Regions from separate parts of the Homo sapiens genome. Here all the other regions are linked to region 3. A link is a contact called in ENCODE Hi-C data. All regions are on one chromosome and are shown on one strand. The core of a region is the stretch at or near the end of the contact, and the rest is flanking DNA. Distances in the headings are between cores, read along the strand shown. Region 1 holds the start of TPP2 (tripeptidyl peptidase 2). Region 2 holds the start of FGF14-IT1 (FGF14 intronic transcript 1). Region 3 overlaps ITGBL1 (integrin subunit beta like 1). Region 4 has its middle 47 kb from the start of FGF14-AS2.

What was found. A loop is a pair of places that touch in the nucleus more often than their neighbours do. Pooled maps may share reads with other maps.
Region 1: a loop to region 3 is called in a map of naive thymus-derived CD4-positive, alpha-beta T cell, with 4 times the contacts of the local background. The contact joins the promoter of TPP2 here to the enhancer-like site in region 3. A Hi-C loop is called at or near these places in 1 of 168 maps with a recorded cell type or tissue (naive thymus-derived CD4-positive, alpha-beta T cell), 5 of 37 single-sample maps with no recorded cell type and 10 of 50 pooled maps.
Region 2: a map of CD8-positive, alpha-beta T cell shows a loop between it and region 3 (6-fold over the local background). The contact joins the promoter of FGF14-IT1 here to the enhancer-like site in region 3. A Hi-C loop is called at or near these places in 3 of 168 maps with a recorded cell type or tissue (CD8-positive, alpha-beta T cell and naive thymus-derived CD4-positive, alpha-beta T cell), 3 of 37 single-sample maps with no recorded cell type and 14 of 50 pooled maps.
Region 4: a map with no recorded cell type shows a loop between it and region 3 (19-fold over the local background). The contact joins two enhancer-like sites. A Hi-C loop is called at or near these places in 6 of 37 single-sample maps with no recorded cell type and 3 of 50 pooled maps.

Annotation. Positions count from the first base shown.
Region 1 is chr13:102,593,679-102,598,920 of GRCh38, forward strand. It overlaps TPP2 (tripeptidyl peptidase 2), which reads left to right and starts at 3,308. Exons shown (of 30, transcript NM_001330588.2): 1 at 3,308-3,525. The coding sequence starts at 3,361. LOC107984588 (a long non-coding RNA gene) reads right to left here and starts at 3,264. Exons shown (of 2, transcript XR_001749984.3): 1 at 2,770-3,264; 2 at 1-723. RefSeq lists enhancers at 2,742-2,901, 2,952-3,011 and silencers at 3,082-3,371, 3,532-3,821.
Region 2 is chr13:102,390,825-102,396,014 of GRCh38, forward strand. It overlaps FGF14-IT1 (FGF14 intronic transcript 1), which reads right to left and starts at 3,695. Exons shown (of 4, transcript NR_036486.1): 1 at 3,530-3,695; 2 at 2,934-3,007. It overlaps FGF14-AS2 (FGF14 antisense RNA 2), which reads left to right and starts at 3,754. Exons shown (of 1, transcript NR_036487.1): 1 at 3,754-4,881. It also overlaps a transcript of FGF14 not described here. RefSeq lists an enhancer at 3,601-3,830.
Region 3 is chr13:101,623,166-101,628,702 of GRCh38, forward strand. The region is part of intron 7 of ITGBL1 (integrin subunit beta like 1); the gene reads left to right. Among named protein-coding and RNA genes, the nearest start is that of ITGBL1, 170 kb to the left of the region's middle. Within about 2 kb of position 4,031, at least 5 of the 41 ENCODE cell types and tissues checked have a DNase peak (open chromatin) inside an H3K27ac peak, as active enhancers do; they include CD8-positive, alpha-beta T cell, where a contact is called at or near this core.
Region 4 is chr13:102,438,462-102,443,712 of GRCh38, forward strand. No RefSeq gene overlaps it. Among named protein-coding and RNA genes, the nearest start is that of FGF14-AS2, 47 kb to the left of the region's middle. Within about 2 kb of position 2,055, at least 3 of the 41 ENCODE cell types and tissues checked have a DNase peak (open chromatin) inside an H3K27ac peak, as active enhancers do.

The DNA of each region.
Region 1 (5,242 bases), core at 2,058-4,557, 970 kb after region 3:
ATTACTTTCTGGGCATATTATGTAATACTTATATATCCTGGTTTCGCTTCTTAAGAATTGATGATTCAATTTTACAAGAGACACAGACATACAAATCTTATCCTTTTAACTAGTCCTGTCATTAACAGAAGCATGACTTATTTATACCAAGCATCTTTTTAAGAGCTCTATTTTCAATAAAAATTTTTTTGTCCTGTAATTTTTAATCAAAGCTTAAGACTTACTCATGTTGTTGTAATCAACTTTGTAATAACTGAAAGATAACCCAAAAGAATAAGTTTAACATTTTTCTTCCAGGAAAATTTTTAAAATTAATATATTTTTATTGCAGATGATGATACATTATCAATATGCCTTTCCATTATAAATGCAAATTACAATGAGAAAAAATTCCATATAGAATGGAAATAAAGTTTCCAGAAGAAATAGTGATATAAAATGTCTGCTTTTAAGTGTTCAGATATTTTATAAATAGTTGATGGTAGCTATCAGAGTTACACTCAACTGGGTATATTTACATGAGAAACGTGAAAGTTTCATTAAATAATGACGATATTTATACTATGCCAGAAATTACATCCTTTATAATTTTTAAAATTTATGATAGGCCGGGCGCAGTGATTCACGCTTGTAATGCCAGCACTTTGGGGGGCCGAGGCGGGTGGATCACCTGAGGTCGGGAGTTCGAGACCAGTCTGACATCAACATGGAGAAACCCCGTATCTATTTAAAAAAATACAAACATTAGCTGGGTGTGGTGGCACATGCCTGTAATCCCAGCTACTTGGGAGGCTGAGGCAGGAGAATCACTTGAACCCCGGGAGGTGGAGGTTGCAGTGAGCCGAGATCCCGCCATTGCACTCCAGCCTGGGCAAGAAGAGCAAAACTCCATCTCAAAAAAAAAAAAAAAAATTGTGACAAATTTAGACTTCATTTTACAGCTGTACAAAGGGATACATAACTTTTTTAAAAACATGTTTATGGGATATGTAAGCAAAAAAAGAAAAATCTGGCCGGGTGCAGTGGCTGATGCCTGTAATCTGAGCACCTTGGGAGGCCGAGGTGGGTGGATCCCCTAAGGTCAGGAGTTCAAGACCAGCCTGGCCAACATGGCGAAACCCCGTCTCTACTAAAAATACAAAAACTAGCCAGGTGTGGTGGCATGCACCTGTAATCCCAGCTACTCGGGAGGCTGAGGCAGGAGAACTGCTTGAACCCGGGAGGCGGAGGTTACAGTTACCCGAGATTGTGACATTGCACTCCAGCCTGGGCCACAGAGTGAGACTCTGTGTCAAAAAAGAAAAAGAAAAGGAAAGGAAAAGAAAAATCTAAAGAACATTGTTACGGCAGTCTAATAAAAAGTCTGCCACCTAGGTTTCATAATAAACTGTTCATTCCCCATTTATTCATTGGGTGATACTCTGGCAAAGTCATGCACATGGTGTGGTAGAACATACTGGGGAGAGATTGTGAGAAGACAAATCCCGTGTTTTCATCAACCTGTTTTGTAATCCATGACAGTCAGTTAACTTTGTTTCTTCATCTATAAAATGAAGTGATTGGACTATGGTTCACTTGAAACTGGGAGCCATTCTGTTCTATCACTATAAGCTCTATACTGAATGTCTTCTGCGAGTTTGTTATTCTGTTTTCGTCTGTGTTAATTTGAAATTCTTTTCTAGAGGTAATGTAAACAGTTGGGAATAAGAAGAAAAACATTCAACTTTTCTTTTTCCTCTGCACTAAAGAGAACATGCTTGTGTAAGACTTATGGACTGAATAAATGATCAAGGAATCAGCTGAAACCATTGCACAGCCATAAGAATAATTTTTGAGACTTAATGGAGGATCTCTGAAATTCTGTGGGTTGGAAACCGCATGCATAAGGCTTTCCTTTATACCAGGTATTCTTAACTTGGTGTCCATAGACAGAATCCAAGGGGTTCAAAAACTTCCGTAGAAAAAAGATACAAACCTCTTAATTTTTTTCACATCAAGTATGAATGTAGGCAAAAACCAGGGTAGTTATGCTGTTATGTCACCAATAAAAATCAGTTCATCGTAGTGCAGTTTTCACCGCTATCTCCAAATAATTATATTCTTCACTATTTTGAAGTTATGGTAGTTTATTAGCCTTGGCCCTAGCTCCTGTTATTTAATGCAAAAGAAGTACACCTGTAACTATACACACACACGTAAAGCTCCTGCTATATAACAAAATTGCCTTTAGTATTTTTGATAACTGCATTTAAACATAATTTATTTCCTGGGTAATCCTATCTATTTCATTGTATGCATTTTAAAACACTGCTTGAGAAATAGGCCTCACCAGATTGCCAAAGGGGTCTTCGGCACAATAAAAGGCTAAGATTACCCTGGCATGAGCATAGACATAAAGATCATTAGAGGACCACTATGCAGCTTGCAGCAACTGACGGCAGGCACTGTGAATCTGGAAAACTGAAAATTATGGCTCTATAATTGAGTGGACAGCCGTAAGGAGCAATCAGAAACTTCAGTGTAAGAGGAAAAAAAAAGATGTTTTTCAGAAATCCCGGAAGCTAAGGATCAGCAGAGGATAGGAGGGGCCCATTTCAGTCTCGTGCTTTGTTACTGGCTACAAAGGCGACGGAATGACCAACAACCCACTTCCTGTTGACTGAAACTATTGCCTGTCTCCACCCTATTGCTCCCCCTCACCACCTCACCCCCATCAAAGGGGCATAACAACACAGGGGAACCCAAAGTCTACACCCCTTAACCTACGACCTTCCAAAATCATGTCCGGAGCTTTCGCCGACACCGCAGACTCCTTAGCGGCTAAGCGTGAGTGCGCCGGCTCCCTTGCCTCGGGTCAGCAGCACCCCGGGGCTGGGGCTCCTGCAGCAGCCGCACCAAAAAGTTTCATCCACAACCTTAAGTTTGGAAACTATCGTTTGCCAAGCGAAGGGTTCCCATTATTCCTGGCTGGCGGTCCATCTCCTTGCCCGTCTCTCGGGGAGTGATTCGGTCCGGGACACCAGGACTCTGCTTGGAGGCCTGCTGTTGCCTAAAAACCCCAAGCGCGGGCCTCTTCAAGGCCCCAGGTTCGAGATCCGAACCCTCCAGTAATGTCCTCAGACTCCTCCCCCTTCACTGCAGCCCGGGCAATACTCGGGCCTAGCTCCTGAGAGCGGCGCCGTTGGCTTACGTAGCAGCACGTGATTGGCCACCGCTCCCTGGCAGGCCGGGATTGGTGGAAGACGGGCCGACCCCGCCCCTCGCCCCCGCCTCCGGCCCGAGGCCGCACGGGTGTCCTCGCGCTGCTAGTCCGCGCGCAGCCTGGCAGTTTGCCGCTTCCTCGTCCTCCATCCTGCGTCCATGGCCACCGCTGCGACTGAGGAGCCCTTCCCTTTTCACGGTCTCCTGCCGAAGAAGGAGACCGGAGCCGCCTCCTTCCTCTGCCGCTACCCGGAGTATGATGGGCGGGGGGTGCTCATCGCAGTCCTGGACACGGGGGTCGACCCGGGGGCTCCGGGCATGCAGGTGAGGCGGCCCCCGAGGGCCCGGGCGCGGGGGCGCGGGCGGCCGGGGACGCGGGTGGGGACACAGTCTCGGAGCCCGGCAGGCCAAAGCCCCGCTCTGCGGCCGAGTCCGGGCCGGGGTGGGCAGCACCGGGGTGGGCAGAGGTCAGAGCCAGGCGCGGGAGGGACGGGCGCCCGCCAAGGGGACTCAACGGCGCACAGTGCCAGGGTCGCTGGGCGGGCGAGGGCCCGGACCCCAGGTTGGGCCGTGGTCCCCCCAGCTCAACAAAAGCAGCGTGCCCGGCGCGGCTGCCTGGGGAAGCCTGGGTCCCCCTTTGGCCCCAGGGACTCCCCTTCCTTCTCGCTTCGGCGCTGCCAGGCCGGACCCCCCAGGCTCCTTCCCTCCACGCCGCCTTCCTCTGCCTACCCCTCGTGCCTCGGACACCGGTCCCAGCCTGACGTTTTTAAAGAGAATTTTACAGCTTTTATCATTGGGGTGGGGTGGAGACACCAGATAGGCAACTGACATGTGAGAACTTAATGTTTAGGGATCGGGAGATTTGGTTTGGGGAAGAATAGTTTGTCTTTAAGCACGAAAGCTGGGTTTCCAGAAGATAACCCAGTCCTCTTCCGGAATTGTTTCCTGTGGTAGTTTTGTGTATTCTATTTTTAAACGGTCTTCTGCAGCGTGTTTGCTTAGGGTCATTGAATCTTGTGGCTTAGTCTTCGTTTACATAAGGAGAATTCAGTTAGGTTTGGTTTTGGCGAGCTTCTCAGACCTTATGAAAATATGCGACTTTTTTTTTTTTAAACCTGAAAACATACGACGGTTTTTAAAAATTACTTAGTTTTTTGCCTTAGGCAACTTTAAAATCTGTAGATTCAAGGTATCATACCAGAAGGTAGTTTTTTTGAAAGTATGTTGTCTCTCGTTAAAAGCATTCTGTTTAAAGTCTTTAAAGTTTAACTTTTGTACTTTTAACCCTTTACTGAAATCCAGTAATAAAATTTCACCGTTATTCAAGATCCATCTCCCAGCATCCCTGACTAATCCTACTGTATGCTGATCTCTCGTTGATCAGCCCCTGGCTATCTTATCCTCCTTTCTACACTAAACACTCATCCTCCTCCCCACAATGTCCCTTCCCTTCTGGATCCTTTATCGTGCTTTCTGATTATTGAGGTAGCATTTTGGAAGTAACGAGGGGGAGTCTGGCCGAATCTGCTTAGAAACCCCTGGGAATCTTGATTCCTGGTGTGTGTTCTTCAGCACCACTCTGGAGTACAGCACATCTTTTGTGAATCAGAAGAGGATCAGGTACTGAATTCCCTCCCGGTAACTGGAGTTATATAGTTGTCGTTGTATTAATAACTTAAAGACTTAGAACAATGACAGCTATCAACTCATTTGGGGCTTTATTACAAAGTAATAATGCTTTTCATTCAGCTGTGGAGTGTGTTTACTTTTTATAGGATGAGTGGGAGGAAAACAGCTGGGATAAGTGGTTCACCGGTTCTTTTGTCAGGATAATAAGAGGGTCAGAAAAGTTTGGAGAAGTGCTGCTTGGTAGAATTTGTTGGTAGAATTTCCAGATCTGTTTCTCACATTATTCTGTTACTCTCTCTAAAGTAACAATAATTTTCACCCCACAGCCTTGTTGTGAAAATTGATTATAAGAGGACTGGCTAATTACATGTGACTTTTTTAAATGCTCAAGAAAAATATTAAACTATTTTGG
Region 2 (5,190 bases), core at 2,445-4,944, 770 kb after region 3:
AGTGTAATATACATTCGTTAACGGGAAAACTAGGTGAGAGATTTACCATGCCCTAAAAGTCATTTAATTATATAATCAAATAATGCAGTAGATCCACATCACCGTTCTTTTACATGTTAATTTGAAGTACAGAAAGAAAAAACTTAAGCCGAATAAATATCATTTTGGGTAAATGTTTCAAGTTCAGACAGATGTTTCTCATTTACTCTCAGACAACTATTTTATTATTTTGGGTCTATTTTCCTAATGTAATGAATGTAAAAGAGGTAAATCCAATTGAATACTAATCCTGATCTTGCCTGAAGAGTAAGTTGATGACAAAATTTTTGAAAAACATGACTAAAAAATATGTAAAAGGACAAAATCTAGAATCGGATAGTACAAATACAGGGAGAAGGAGACAAAGGGATGAAATATCAGTACTGGAAAAGCACTTTGCTACAACAAAGGGCAAGCGGTCTGACAAAGCTGGGCGGACTTTATGGCTGCATATCAGACCACATACTAACTATAGCATTCATGTCACAGTTAGTATCCCCCATACAGAGTCACATCTGCCACACATGTACCAGAATGGCCTCAGTACTGTGTTGTTTAAAATTATTCCCAACATTTTAAAAGAAAACTAGAAAAGAGATAATAATAAGCAATAATGATGTAAAATTTTTATCCTATATCAAATTTCTTAACTGCATCATTAAAATATCTCTAACATTTGGTACTGATCTCATTAAAAGTATTTCCAATATTTAACAGTCATTATTATTTGTCTGAGATGTGAGGTATTTTATGTTACTTGTCATGTGAGTTGAAAAAATTTTTAAAGGTACAAGAAAAAATAATCAAGTTAATGGAAAACATCACTTCTCAGGAAACAAATCAACTCATTTAGCAATGAAGGAGGAAAGAGCATATTGTGTTACTGCTTTCAATTTGTCCCAACAATAAAATGCTAAGGCCAAATGATGGTTACTACTGAGTGCTTACGTAGAAAACTGACTCAGTTCTCCTAGCAGACAGGGTCCTTTCTTTGCTTAAAAGTTACAACACCTGGTATACAGCAGCAATACAACTAAAGAAGATGAGTTTCAGACTACAAATAAGTGGCTGTTGAAACAAAAAGGACTACAATTATGAGATATGATTTCTCTTTTAGTCTTTAAGCCTTCTTATGTTCATATTTCTTAAAGTACAATATTATACCATGTGCTCCACACAGGAAGTGGAAAGAACAGATATTACAATCCCTCCCAAGCTACACCTTTAAGATGCAGCATTACAGATAAGGTTACCACACACTTCAGTGATCCACTATAATTGTGCAGACAACAAAATGCTACAGGAGGAAAAAAAGGCATTTTAACTACATTCATTCCTATCTAAAAAAGCACGTGTGCAAACTTACATATGTAAATTCAATAAAGTTCATACTTCCTTCTCTTTTCTTGCCAGACCTGAATAGTAAATCTGAAAACTTGGCTTTTAATTGCACTACTTGACTCCTCAAACTGAACAAAGTATTGTGTCCATAAAAACATCTGCTATTGACAAAGAATTGTACATAATCGTTTAAAAAAATCATTTTGGCATATCTTTATTGTAAAGCATTTTTTCCCAGTCCTAAGGATTTTCGGGTTTGAAATCAAGATGAACTTTTTATCCCACAGCAACTCTCCCAGAACTGTCCATTTAAATTTTAATCTAGAAAGAGAAGCTTGTCTAAGTCTCCTACTTGCTGTTAAAAGCTACCTCGGCCCCTCAATATAAACAGTCAGAAGACAGCCAACCATGTCTCAAGAAGATGGAAGTGTTCTGTTGGCAAATGGCCAGAAGACTAGCTCACCAGAACTGTCCAAATCAAAAACCTGTAATCAGAAAATTCCAGACTCCTCCTTCAACTTCCTTCCCAAATTCAAACTGGCCACTAAGATGGATGGACTTCACTTCCTCTCTAGTGCCTGTCACTGCCTTATTCTGGACCGCTCACCACTGCTCACTGCTCTTCCTCCCTGGTCTTTCCACCTTCAACCTTGCCCAACCCAGAGCTGTTTTCCACGCTGTAGTCATAATGGTTGTCTAAAGGGTAGATATGATCATGACACAGAAGAGAGCTCACGATCTGTGCCTCACTACCTTGCAACCCCACTCACTACCTGCCACTCCCTAGAAACACCCTCTATTTCTCAGTTGTACTTGATATTCTCGGTCTGCACCACAATCTTTGACGCCCCCAAAGCTTAAAGTATGCTTCTTTCTCTTCCTTGACAGCCTAACCAGTGCCTTTACCACGTGGCTAACTCTTAGTCATTCTTCATGACTCAGTCTGAGTTTTATTCCCTCCAGAAACCTTTCCATGCCCCTCTTCCTTGGCCCTATAGCACCTTGGTCCACCTACACAGAATTGTTCACCACATCATAATTGATCCTGTCTTTTGTCTTTCCTGCTAATTCCTTGAAGGAAGAACTCTTCTTCACCCCTGTATCTCCAGCATCAACAGTTCAAACACAGCAGCACTTTTTAAGTGTTTACTAAGTTTTGTTTTTTGTTTTTTTGAGATTGTAGTTACTGAAAAAGTGATAAAAAGCACGTGGACCTAAAAGAAATAATTCATAAATTTCAGAGTTGTAATAAACTCTGAAAATAATCTTTTTCAACTTCTTAATTTACAAATGAGGTTTATAAAAAAGATTTAAGAAAGATTTTTCCCAATAGCATGGATATGAGAGAAGGAAAAATAAACTAGTGAAGATACCCTCCCCTACCCCGAAAATCTTAAAACTGTCTAAGGAAAAGGTATCTGGGGAATATAATGGATAAATGGAATGCCATCTATTTCAGCACCAACCACACAATTCTATGAAGCGCATGAGGAGCTCTTCCTAGTGTCACCAGTAAAATACGCGTTTCTTCACCCAAGGCTCAAAGCTTCTACCTGTGTTTGTGCCTACAATTCCAAAACTGGCTCTTGGAACAGTCGCTTCCTCCACTGGGAAGGAGTTGCCACACCTGTAAAAGGAACAGGTTGTTTGTGATCGCTAAGGTCAACCTCTTATCTCTGATGGTCTCTGAATTTAGAGTACAATTTAAATATATAGTTAACATAGTCCGGGAGAGATACAGGGAAGGGGTGAGGGAAGTTTACTTACAATCAGGACTGGGTGTGAACGTTATGGGAACCTAGAATATTAGAGCTGGGGCTGATCTGGGATTACTCTAATCAATATCCTTCTTGTAGTAGCCGAGGGGACTGAAGCCCAGAAAACTTCAGGACCCGCCCAGGGTCTCCCAGTAGCTAGTGTGTAAGCTGAGACCAGAACTTGGCTCGTTCTCTCCCAGTCCTGAGCTTGGGCAGAATCACCAGCAACGCCAGCTCCCTTCCCTTTCCTTCAGATGGGTCTCGGGTCCAGAGCTGGCGCCCGCTAGCGGGAGGCCAGACCGGGAGGGCCAAGGCAGCCACCTGTGGCTTTCCCATCCCTCAGGTCCAGCAGTGCACATGGGGTGCCCCCGCGTCAACGCCGGAGGAGTGACCTTGCAAACCCGCGCCCCGCGGGCGGCAGAGCCGGCCGCTCACTGCCCGGTCCCCGGCCACCACGGAAGAGCGAAGATCTCTGCCAGGGCAGGAGCCCTAGCCCCGACCCGCGCCCCAAGTCTCTCCCGCGCGGCGGCTTCCGGCCGCCATGGTTTCCATAGCAACAACAGCACAAGCTGCCGGGTCCCAGAGACGCCCTAGGGTCAGAGGTCATCTCCGTGGCAACGGAAACTTCCCGCGCTACGGCGGCTCCAACGGGCCGCTTCCGCCGCATTGCGTAGCGAAGCCCCCGGCGAGCCGAGGCTGGGAGCGCGGTGATGGCCGGTCCCCGTGAGCAGAGGGCAGCGGCGGCGGGACCGGGGACTCTGGGCCAATGGGTAAAGCCAGGAGGAAGCCCGTGCCTGGCCCGTTGGGCTCCCTCCTCCTCAGAGCCGAAGCAGTCCACACTCGGAACCCAGCTTCACCCGGATTACCGAGGGGTTCCACGCCTGGAGGCAGAGCTGCAGCGTGGGCCCGCTCGCGGCTTTGCAGAAAACAAATAATGACACACTTCTCTGGAAGCCCGGGGCCTGGGCCCAGAGCCGTGGCTTCTGCCAAACTTTCTGGTCCCGGACACCAACTCCCCGCCTCTCAGCCCGAGGCCACAGCGGCCCAGCACCCTGCACCTTTTAAAGTGGCTCCAAAAAGGAGAAAGCCAAATAGATCAGGGTGGTAGGCGCGAGTGCAGGGAGCTGCGAAGTTGGAAGATTACTGCTTTTCAAACTGCCAAAGAGCAAAATACTAAGCGAGAAACTCCGTCCAAAGCAACTGGAACTCGAGGTTCTTTACTAATGAGAGTTCCAGTTACCATCTTCAGAGAAAGGAGCTCAAAAGAGGGAGTTTATTTTTTGCGGAATGTCTTCCTTGTTAAGAAGAAAATTAAAGATTAAAAAAGAAAATGAAGGGTCTGGCAACTATGAACCTAATGGTGCCCTAACGTTTGCTATTCTAAGGCCGAGAATGCCAGATGGGGAGAACGCCATGAGCTTTTGAGCTTGTGTATTTTGCGAGAGGCTCGAGTGTGAACAGTAGACTACAGGCCTTGAGACTGAGAAGGAAGCTATAAAATGTGGGCCAAGGGAATGTCTGCAGGACCGGGTTTCAGAGCACCCTATCGTGGCGGATAAAGAGCCACTAACAGCTTTTTTCTTTATTTAGTAGCCAAATTCTTGGTTGGCGCTTTGAGAAAGGAGTAAGCATTAAGCGAATTTAACCAAGTAAAATGTATCGTCCTGCCCTTTGTAGTCCCATAGTTCACTATCCTAGAGATACCTATTTTTCACTATTTTATTAAAGTGTATTGAAAACCTACCATGTGTCGTGAACAGAGTTTTTGTCAAGAGACAGTGACAAAGGCAGTGGTGCCCAGCAGTTGTTGGGTGACTTTCTTACATGATGTTACCAGACTAATCAAACAAGAACTTCACTGTTCCCTATAAAACATGTCTGCGACATTCATCCTTTTTGCCTTCAAGTTTAGGAAGTCCCTAAGAATCCCTCCTTTTGTTCCCTTCTCTTCATCATCCTACCTTTTACATTCTGACCAAAGTAAAAAAAATAGTGGCAGCTAGAGAACTACACAGGGAAAACATCAGGACATAGTTGGTCTTGATACAAAAGA
Region 3 (5,537 bases), core at 2,781-5,280:
AAAATAATTTACTACAAATTTTAAAATATTAAATATTAATATGATAATGCAATCCGAGGTTTATAATTTAGCTTGATCCCATGACAGAGTAAGCTAATGTTAACTATATAATCAACAACTTGTAAAAAATGTTCAGAGATTACCTCTTAAGGCCCACAGTAATAAAACTATCTACACTTTTCTCTAAAAGTCATAAAAATGTTTGTGAAATAAAATCAAGTTTCATATCTTTGTGTACTGAAATTAGTTTCTTATTCCTACCCAATTATCTAACATACAATTGTCATTTTGTTATGAGATACATACACTTCTCATTACACATGGAGAAGCATTATGTCATTATTTTTATAAAAGGCTGATAAATACAGTTGTTCCTTCATGTATGGCTCCCATACAGATTCCTGGTAAGATGATTCTATAAAATTATATAACTCAAATCTCCTGTTGACTTTCATCTGAGGACAGGCAGTGGGTTCACCGTGAGTCACTGTAGTTCAAAGATGTAAAGAAATCTGTTGTAATCACACTTAACCTTCGCAGAGCACAAATTTAAAGGGAGACTCATGATTTAAAAGTGGACAATTAACAAATGACCTTTCTCCTTCACATTAGGTGAGATCATCAGGGCAGTGTGGTAAGTAGTCTGACTGTAGAATATTTTAAAGGAATGAAAGTTTTTTTGGGTATACCTTCTGGCCTTCTGGGCCTGTTTTTGGCCTTCTGGCCCTGTTTTAAATCCCATTTTTAAAAACCCTATTGCTTAAAACAGCTAAAAGAACAAATTTTGTAAGCATTCCATTAGACTGGCTAAACATCTCCCCCCACCCAGTTTACAATGTATACAATCTCTTATATTCATGTGGCTTAGTGATTTGTACAGGATGACCTAAAGCCACCAGGATTCCTGGAGATATGCTTAGATGTTTACTAGGTTGCTTTGGAGAGTGAGAAGAAATCTGGGCTTGTTGAGCTTTACCTACCCTACCTACTGCTTTCTCTGGGCAAATTCACTTACATATGTTTTATTTAGCATGGATCTGTTAATACTTTCATTTGGAATGAAATGTTTCTGCCGGTTTCTTTCTGTTCTTGTGCAAATGTGAAAACTATTGCTTTAGCGAAAGCAAACACCGTTACTTCCTGAATCACAGCTCCCTCCAAACCACTCCTCTCCAGATAAACATTTATGTTTTATGCCCCAATAACTACACTTCCTTTTATTTTCCCTGCTCTGAGCCTTGAAGTGTTCACCTGAAAGCATTTTAAAATAGTCTGTAATTCCAAAGGAAATGAAGTAATTGTCCATGGAAGGGAGGTGAGGACTCAGGATACAGATTGACCTGGGGTTGCTCATGAATTGAGACCAAAAGAAAAACAGAGGTAGAATAAAATGAAAGGGAGAAGAGCTCAGTGAACATCTGTGCTTTCTCTTTGCCGAGTCCTGACACAGCGCTCACTACCCCTCTGCATTTTATCCCTGTCACCATTTGGAGAATCAGGCAGGAAGGCCCAGCATCAGGGATTTCCTCTCCCTTCAAATTCTGGTCCCTGCAACCAGCTGGAGCCACCCACAGATTCCCTTTGTTGATGAGTGCTTCCGGAAGGTGAAGGAGAACCTCCCCATCAGGGGGCTGCAATGTTCCAAACTGCAGCATCATTCATGACGTGGCTAACATTTACCTTCATTTTCGTAGGGGGTGGAGAAAGGTATTTTTTTATAGTAATAAAATACAATCTGTGAATTCTGCCATATACCAAATTAAAAGAGGTTTTGCGGTACAGCTTTCCATGGAGACAAGGAACAGGTAATTATTCAGAGATAATGCTTCTGAAACAGAACATTGTCAGTATATAATGGTTCCCTGCCGGTAGATAAATGCAGAGGCAAAGACAGCATATTTATTTTTTAAAGCAAGAGACATTCAGTGATGCAATTGCAACTCTTGAAATTACCTTTCCTGTTTTACCAGATGAAAGGTTGTAGATTTAATCATCATGCCTGATGGAGCACTGGTGTCACAAAGTGACAGAAATAAGCCCAGTGACAGCAGCCCTGCTGTGTACAGATTGACTTAGTAAACACTCTTGGCACAGACTTTAGCCGTTGAGGAACTTCTTAGTTATAAATGGGTGGATTCTCCATATAGCTGCTCAAATTCTAAATTCATTATATTCCTGCCAGTTAAGCCTTCGTATGTCTTTGCTTTGCCAATGAAAACTCAGCCGGCCAGGAACAAATCATATACAGACTTAATTTGAATTCAAGGGATGATATTGCTTCTTCTGTAGGTTAAGGGTTGCAGTGGTAGCTCGATAGTTGTGTAACTACACTGCACTGCAAGGGCTCATCAGGTCCCACTCAGTATTTTATTTCTAATAATAGTAATGGCTAATTTTTTTTTTTGAGATGAAGTTTCACTCTTGTTGCCCAGGCTGGAGTACAATTGCACGATCTAGGCTCACCGCAACCTCTGTCTCCTGGGTTCAAGCGATTCTCCTGCTTTAGCCTCCTGAGTAGCTGGGAATACAGGAGCCTGCCATCATGCCCAGCTAATTTTTTGTATTTTTAGTAGAGACGGGGTTTCATCACGTTGGCCAGGCTTGTCTTTAACTCCTGACCTCAGGTGATCCACCCACCTCGGCCTCCCAAAGTTCTGGGATTACAGGCGTGAGCCACCGCACCCGGCCAGTAATGGCTAATTTTATTGAGCATTTAATGATGCGTTAGACACTGTTCTAAAGACTGCACATGTATTTTTCATCAACCCTATAATGTATTTTTAAAATGCGGTAGATTTCTCTTTTACCCAGGGAGAAAGGAGAACTTAAGGGAATGGCTTGGATCTGATCACATGGCTAATAAATGGTAGAACTTCGACTCATTGAGTTGATGGGCCTCTTAACCATTGTACCTTTGCTATTCAAAGTGTGGTTTGTAGACTAACGGTATCAGCATCAAATTGTATTTCAGATACAACTTCAGACCCAGTTAATCAGAATTTGCATTCTAAAGAGATCCCAGGTGATTTGTAGTCTTCATAGACAGTGTCTACAAACTTTTCTGGAATGCTTTTGCTATTTTAAAATGAAGATCACTACCACCCATGGATTTTTATAGCCTTTCTCATCATCTTTGATCTATTAAGCACTTTGAAAATTACACTACAATTTAATGGCACAGAAAAGAATGAGTTTTGTGGACATTTTAATTTTAGAAAAATGTCATTGTAAGTGAATAACAATTTTCTCCGAAATAAGCAGCTTACCTTAGAAGTTAGCTTGGGACTGATTGATGTGAGTCCCCGAGAGATAGCCCTTTTGCTGAATCAGACAGATCTTTCATCTATCTCTAAAAAGTACCATCTACTCCAGGAAACCTGGCAGTTTCTACTACCTTTATCTGCATTGCTTTGCTTGTGACAGTCCTTTGCATATATGATGGCCTTTTTCAGTGCTTTCTAAAGCTATTTTTAATACAAATGAAGGATTTGAATTTAAATTAAAATCCAGCTGCACACATTATTATTAAAGATAATTTCGTTGTGGAGAAAATCTAATCAGTAGATATTTTTATTGATGTTAATGTGCCAATTCTCAGACAATAGGAGTACATCTTTTTTTATAAAGAAATCATTTTAAAATTGATCCTAATTTCAGAAACCTTAAAATATGAAAACAACATTTTAGAGTTAAGGGTTTAGCTAATTAAATGTTTTCCAAATTTAATCTTAGTGTTTCTTCAATAGGGAGACACTGGTATATCTTAAAAAGAGCCCTGGACTAGGAGGCAGAAGATCTGAGTGAAATCCTGATTCAGACACTTATAGGCTGTATGACTTTGCGTAGGTCATTTAACCTTTTGGAGACTCCTTCATCTTGTCTGCAAATAAAGATAAAACACGAGAATTAAATAAGGATTGAAACTTGCGGTTTTCTGTTTCACTCATTTCTGTAACAGGTTTCATGTTTTACTTTCATTTTCACTGCTTCTCAAAGTGTAGTCTGAGTTATAAGATTCCTCTTTCATGTAATTTTTTTTTATATTTCTTACAAGTTTTTTTGGAATTATGACCACAGACCATAGCTTGTAGAAAACATGTGATATTTCAATGCTTTTTGTAATACACTTTATTTTTTAGTGCACTTTTAAGTTCACAGTAATACTGAACAGAAAGTACAGGGAGATCCCATATACTCCCTGCCCTCACCCATGCATGGCCTCCCCTGTCATCATCCCCCACCCCACCACAGTAGGTCTATTGGTTACAAGTCAGGAACCTACATTTACACAGCACTATCCCCCAAAGTAATTATTATAATTTACCTTAGGATTAACTCTTGGTATTGTATTTTCTATGTGTTTGGTAAATTTTATAATGACACGTACCCACCATGACAGTAACATATAGAGTAGTTTCACTGCCCTACAAATCCCCTGTGCTCCACCTGTTCACCCCTCTCTCCCTACAACCCCTGGCAAGCACGGATCTTTTTACTGTCACCATAGTTTTGCATTTTCCAGAGTGTCATACAGTGTGTAGGCTTTTCAGATTGGTTTCTTTCACTTACGAATATGCACTTAAGTTTTTTAAGTGTGTTTTGATGGCTTGAGAGCTCACTTCTTTTTATTGCTGAGTAATACTGCCTTGTCTGAATGTACCACTGTTTATTTAACCATTCACCTACTGAAGGACGTCTTGGTTGCTTCCAAGTTTCGGCAATTATAATGTAGCTGCTGTAAACGTTGGTTTGCAGGTTTTCATGTGGACATTAAGTTTTCAGTTCCTTTGGGTAAATAACAAGGAGTGTGATTGCTGGATCATATAGTATGTTTAGTTCAGTAAGAAACTGCTGAACTGTCTTCCAAAGAGGCTGTAGCATTTTGCATTCCCACCAGCAATGAATGAAAGTCTGTGTTTTCTCCACATCCTTGCCAGTGTTGGGTGTTTTCAGTGTTCTGGATTTGAGCCATTCTAACAAGCGTATAGTGGTATTTCATCGTTTTAATTTGCATTTGCCTGATGACAATATATAATATGAAACATCTTTTTATGTACTTGTTTGCCATCTGTATGTTTTCTTTAATAAGGCATCTGTTAAGATCTTTGGGCCATTTTTAAATTGTTTTTCTCTTATTGTTGAGTTTTAGGAGTTATTTGTATATTTTAAGTAACAGAACTTTATCAGATATGTCTTTTGCAAATATTTTCTCCTTGTCTATGACTTATCTTTTTGTTCTCTTGATATTTCTTTTCTTTTCTTTTTCTTTTTCTTTTTTTTTTTTTAAGACAAAGTCTCGCTCTGTCACCCAGGCTGGAGTGCAGTGGCATGATCTCAGCTCACTGCAACCTCTGCCTCCTGGGTTCAAGCAATTCTCCTGCCTCAGCCTCCCGAGTAGCTGGGACTACAGGCGTGCACCACCATACCCAGCTAATTTTTTTTTTTTTTGTATTTTTAGTAGAGACTGTGTTTCACCATGTTGTCCAGGATGGTCTTGATCTCTTGACCTCGTGATCCACCCACCTTGGCCTCCCAAA
Region 4 (5,251 bases), core at 805-3,304, 810 kb after region 3:
TGAGCAGCTTTCTTAGCCAGCTTCCTTCTAGCAGAAGCATGGGTGCCTATGTGGCTTTTTAAGTACCAGCTACAGCCTCTTTTAGTCCAAGTGATGGCCCTTGGCACAACAAAATTCTCTCAAAAATCTAGATAGTTTATTACCTATTTTATTCCAGGCAATTTTCTTGTTCCATGTCCCACACCTAACATACATGCATGTATATTGTGTTTATGAGACAGAGATAGGAGAGTTACATGTTTGTCTGTTTTTCTTCAGCCATTTTATCCAACTAAAAGAATTTACTGGGAAAACCTTAATCTCTTCAGAAGTTTTAACAATGAATATGGCAACCATGCTCTTATTTTATCCTCATCTTAACGCTAAGTTTTGATTAGCCTCCACATTTATTTGTATTTTATTTATTTAAAACTCCCCCCTTTTTTCTTAGTCTAGCTGAGGGTTTCTCTATTTTTTCAAAAAACCAACGCTTATTTTTGTTGATTTTTTCTATAGATTTTCTAGTAGAAATAATTCTGCCTGATCTTTATTATTTCCTTCCTTCTGCTAACTTTGGATTTAGTCTGCTCTTCTTTTCCTAGTTCCTCGAGATGTAAAGTTAGGTTGTATTCCAAAAATTCCTCTAGGTTTCTGTGTCAGTGGATGATGGAGCAAAAAAAAGAAAAAAAAATTCCTCAGTTTTATCTTTTAATAATTAGGTTTAAGAAACAGTTCTCTTTTCAATCCTGCAAGTACTTGAATTTACATTACCGCTATTCTTTTCCATTCTTGCTTCTTGCTTGCAAATTAGTCAGTTTTGTTCTGATTTTGTCTCTTTTAAGATCTCTGTACCCACTTCACAGATGAAGAAAAATAACTATCCAGGCTGGGCACAGTGGCTCATGCCTGTAATCCCAGCACTTTGGGAGGTCAAGGCGGGCAGATCACTTGAGGTCAGGAGTTGGAGACTGGCCTAGCCAACATGGGGAGACCCCTGTCTCTGCTAAAAATAAAAATAAATTAGCTAGGCGAGGTGACGGGCACCTATAATCCCAGCTACTCAGAAGGCTGAGGCATGAGAATCGCTTGAACCCGGAAGGTAGAAGTTGCAGTGAGCTGAGATTGCACCACTCCATTCCAGCGTGGGCGACAGAGCGAGACTCCATCTCAAAAAAAAAAAAAATGAAACAAAAAAGGCCAGGCCCGGTGGCTCACCCCTGTAATCTCAGCACTCTGGGAGGCTGAGGCAGGTGGATCACCTGAGGTCAGGAGTTCGAGACCAGCCTGGCCAACATGGTGAAACCCCATCTCTACTGAAAATACAAAAATTAGCCAAGTGTGGTGGCACATGCCTGTAATCCCAGCTACTCCGGAGGCTGAGGCAGGAGAATCGCTTGAACCCCGGAGGCAGAGGCTGCAGTGAGCTGAGATTGCATCAGCACACTCCAGCACTCCAGCCTGGGTGATAGAGTGAGACCCTGACTCAAAAAAAAAAAAAAGAAAAGAAAAGAAAAGAAAGAAAGAAAAAGAACTCTCCAGCCACTCCAGAAGGCCCCCAGAATGTCCAGGACCAACCACAGCTCTCTACCTCCATGAGGAATTACTCTCACAGCTTTTAGAGGACTCATTTCCTTACATTATTACTGTATTGTTTTGTTATCCTAATTTACATCCCTAGATACTGTAGTTTAGCCTTCTCATTTCTTAAAATTGATACTGTAGCAGGACGAGCCGCAGACCAAACCTCTCAGACACCTAGTTGTAGAAGGAAGGGCTTTATTCAGCTGGGAGCATCGGCAAGTTACTGCCTTAAAATCCGAGCTTCCTGAATGCACAATTTCTGTCCCTTTTAAGGGCTCACAACACTAAAGATTTCACATGAAAGGGTCATGATTGATTTGAGCAAGCAGGTGGTACATGACAGAGGCTGCATGCACCAGTGGTCAGAGAGAACAAGAACAGGGCAGGGAGTTTCACAGTGTTCTTCTATATAATGTCTGGAATCTATGAATAACACTGGTTTCTAAGTTATGAGTTGATTTTTAACTACTGGGTTTAGGCCAGGCATGCTCAGACCTGGTTTCTGGCCTGGCGCCAGGCTGCCTGTCTTTGGTTTTACTTCCTTGCTGTTTTTTCTTAAAACAGGTACTGAGTATAAAACAATATGAGAGGGTCTCTGTCTTCCTTCAATACCTTTAACTTCCTTTCAATCTATCTTTTTTCTTCTCTCCTAACTCATTTGTTGGAAGAGCCTACACTTGTGAGCTGTAGTTTCCCGTTGCTTGGCTTTTGCTAAGTGAGTTCTCATGCTTCAGGGCAACATGTTGCTTTTTCCTGCATATTGGCAGCTGGATCCAGAGTCTTGATCAGAATCAATTTGATCCCTTTGGCAAGGTTAGAGTGGTGGTGTGTTCATTCATCATGAAGCACATTATGTCTTTCTCTTTCTTGATGTTAGCAGCCTTTGATGCTCAATGCTCAGGACCCTTTAATTCACAGGAGTTTACAAATGGTAATATTTTAATTCTATCATTTTGTTTTCACTTATTGGCTGTAATAATTTTGTAAAACGACACTTCTGCTCATCTGCTACTTGATTACCCAGGGATAGCGGCTATATAGAAAAGGCAGGATACATAGATTGATATTCTCTTGTTGATAGTCATTACAGACTCTTAAGTTTAAACATATTTGATAGTTTTTAACCCATTGAAATCTGTATCTTTATTAAGGTTCAAATTATCCTACCCTTGGTGAATACAAGCCTCTTTGAATTGACTCTTGTGTCCTTTTGACACAAACCTAGTAGCTTTTTATAGCTTCTATGCTATCTGGTATGTCAAAATGTCCCAGTTTCATTTTGTACACTTCCTGTCCACAATCAATGTTCCAAGAACCCCTCTTTTTAAAAAATAGAAATGATCTTTGAGACCATAGTCTGGATGCTGTGAATGTGTGTTCATAGTGAGCTGGTCATTGTTTCTTGACCTCTTTATGGATAGAGCTAGAAATTGCACACACACACACACACACACACACACACTCCTTTTTCTTTTCCTAAACATGTCTTTCCAGCATGCCCCTTCTTTTCTCTTTGTTATAGCATGGGATTCATCACAATATGTTTTTATTGCTTCTTTTTATTTTCCCAAATTTTAGAAGAAAGATTGGTTAGCTAGCTCTACTAACTTTTTTTCAAGCTCACAAAATTTTCTCTTCTCTTGTTTTTATGAGATTTTAAAAATAGCACCTTGTTTTGGGAGTTTTTCTTACTTGTTTTCCCACCTCACTATAATCTTGACCTATTTTTTCCTGTGGGATTTTTTTCTATATCCTAATTTCTGACTTGAAATTGCACTGTCAAGAAAATAATTTACACGTAGTATGATTTTATAAGCAAAGATGCTCATTGCTGTGTTTTTAACTAGAAAAAGTTAAAATGTTTTTGTTATTATTTCTAAAAAGGGGGAAATTGTTAATTTGTGTTCAAAACCAGAGGAATAATTAGACAAATCATTGCTGTTATTAAAGACTTACCTGGAAAAAATTTGGAAGTATTTCTCCCTGTGTCAAATCTTAAAGACATGGCTCATTGAATCAAACAAGGAAACCACCCACATTGATTTATAAACATAAATTAGTATTACTGAATGGTAGTTTGGGAGAAAAATATTTTCTAATAAAGGATTAATGCTGCAAGTTACCTAGTACCTAGTTCTTCCTTACCTTCTGCTATTGGTATGGAAATATTAGATCTCCTTGAAATAGACTGGTTGCTATTCATCTTAACCTTTAATATATCAGACCCAAATTTCTTTATACTGACAGTTCAACAAGTGAAATTAAATAATTAAATTGACTTAATCTGATTAACATTTTTTTCTTTCTACATATCTTCAATAGCTTTACTTTAATGAACTCTCTATAGAAGCCCTCCAACATTTCTGGTGTCAGACATTACGGACAACTGAATATATCATGAGTAGGTCTCATAGGGAGAATGTGGAACCTGTTCTTCCCTTCTTTCAGGCTTTAGGGAAAGAGTGAAAAATAAGAATAAATTCTGACATACTAAACAAGACAGCATATAAAATAGAATATTCACAAATCATTTGGTTACCTTATTTTTTAAACCTCATATAGCCAAGACAAATTTTAAACTAAGAAGTACTAGTGGGGATTTGCAGGGATCGTGGCGGATGGGAGGCAGGACTAGATTGCAGCTCCGGACAGAGCAGCATGTGGAGGCTTGCAATGTGAATTTTAGCTCCAGATCAACTGCAGGAACAAACTAGCAATCCTGAGAGGAGCCACAGACCCTCTGAAGGAAGCTGACTGCTCCTGCAGGACCTCGAAGACACCCTAGATACTATGAGTAACCCCAACTACAGAAGTGGGAAAGGGAGGCCCTCCTCTCCTGAAAACACACCCCCACTGGAGAAGCTGAAGGTCTGTTTGTGGGAGAAGTTTCTGACTTTACCTGGAGTTGAGTCAAGTTAGAGAGCCGACCCCAGCGAAATACGGGAGTAGAGGAAGCAGCAGAAAGGCCCTGGGAGCTCGCTGGGTCCCCAAGCAGCCCATTCCTGCCTGGCACCACAGGGATCCATAGGGAGGGTGGCCAGAGGAACAGGGGGTAAAACTCCACAGGGGGTTTTTAGCTGGCCTTTGTAACAATTTGAACTGGGCAAGAAGCCTCCTGGCCAGAACTTGGGGGAGAGTGCGAATCTGGCATGCAGACTTCACAGGAAGGGGAAGAACTAAAGCCCTTTTCTTTCGCAGCTGGAAGGAGGAAAGCCTCAGGAAAGTTTTCAAGCTCTTCTTTGCCCTCCACCTGGAAGCAGACTGTTGGGGGAGGCATGGTGGGAGTGAGACCAGCTCTTATGTCTTTGCATGGGAGCTGGGTGAGGCCTGTGACTGCCAGCTTTCCCCTATTTCCCTGACAATGTGCATGACTCAGCAGAGGCAGCCATAATCCTTCTGGGTACACAACTCCAGTGGCCTGGGAATCTCACCCCCATCTCCCACAGCAGCTGCAGCAAGACCCACCCAAGGATAGTCTGAGCTCAGACACGCCTAGCCCTACCCCCACCTGATGGTCCTTCACTATCCACCCTGGTAGCAGAAGACAAAGGGCATTTAATCTTGGGAGTTCTAGGGCCCTGCCCACCATCTGTGCCTCTCCACACTACTATAGCTGATGCTCTCTAGAAAGCACCACCTCCTGGCAGGAGGCCAATCGGCACAAAAATAGAGCATTCAACCACCAAAGCTA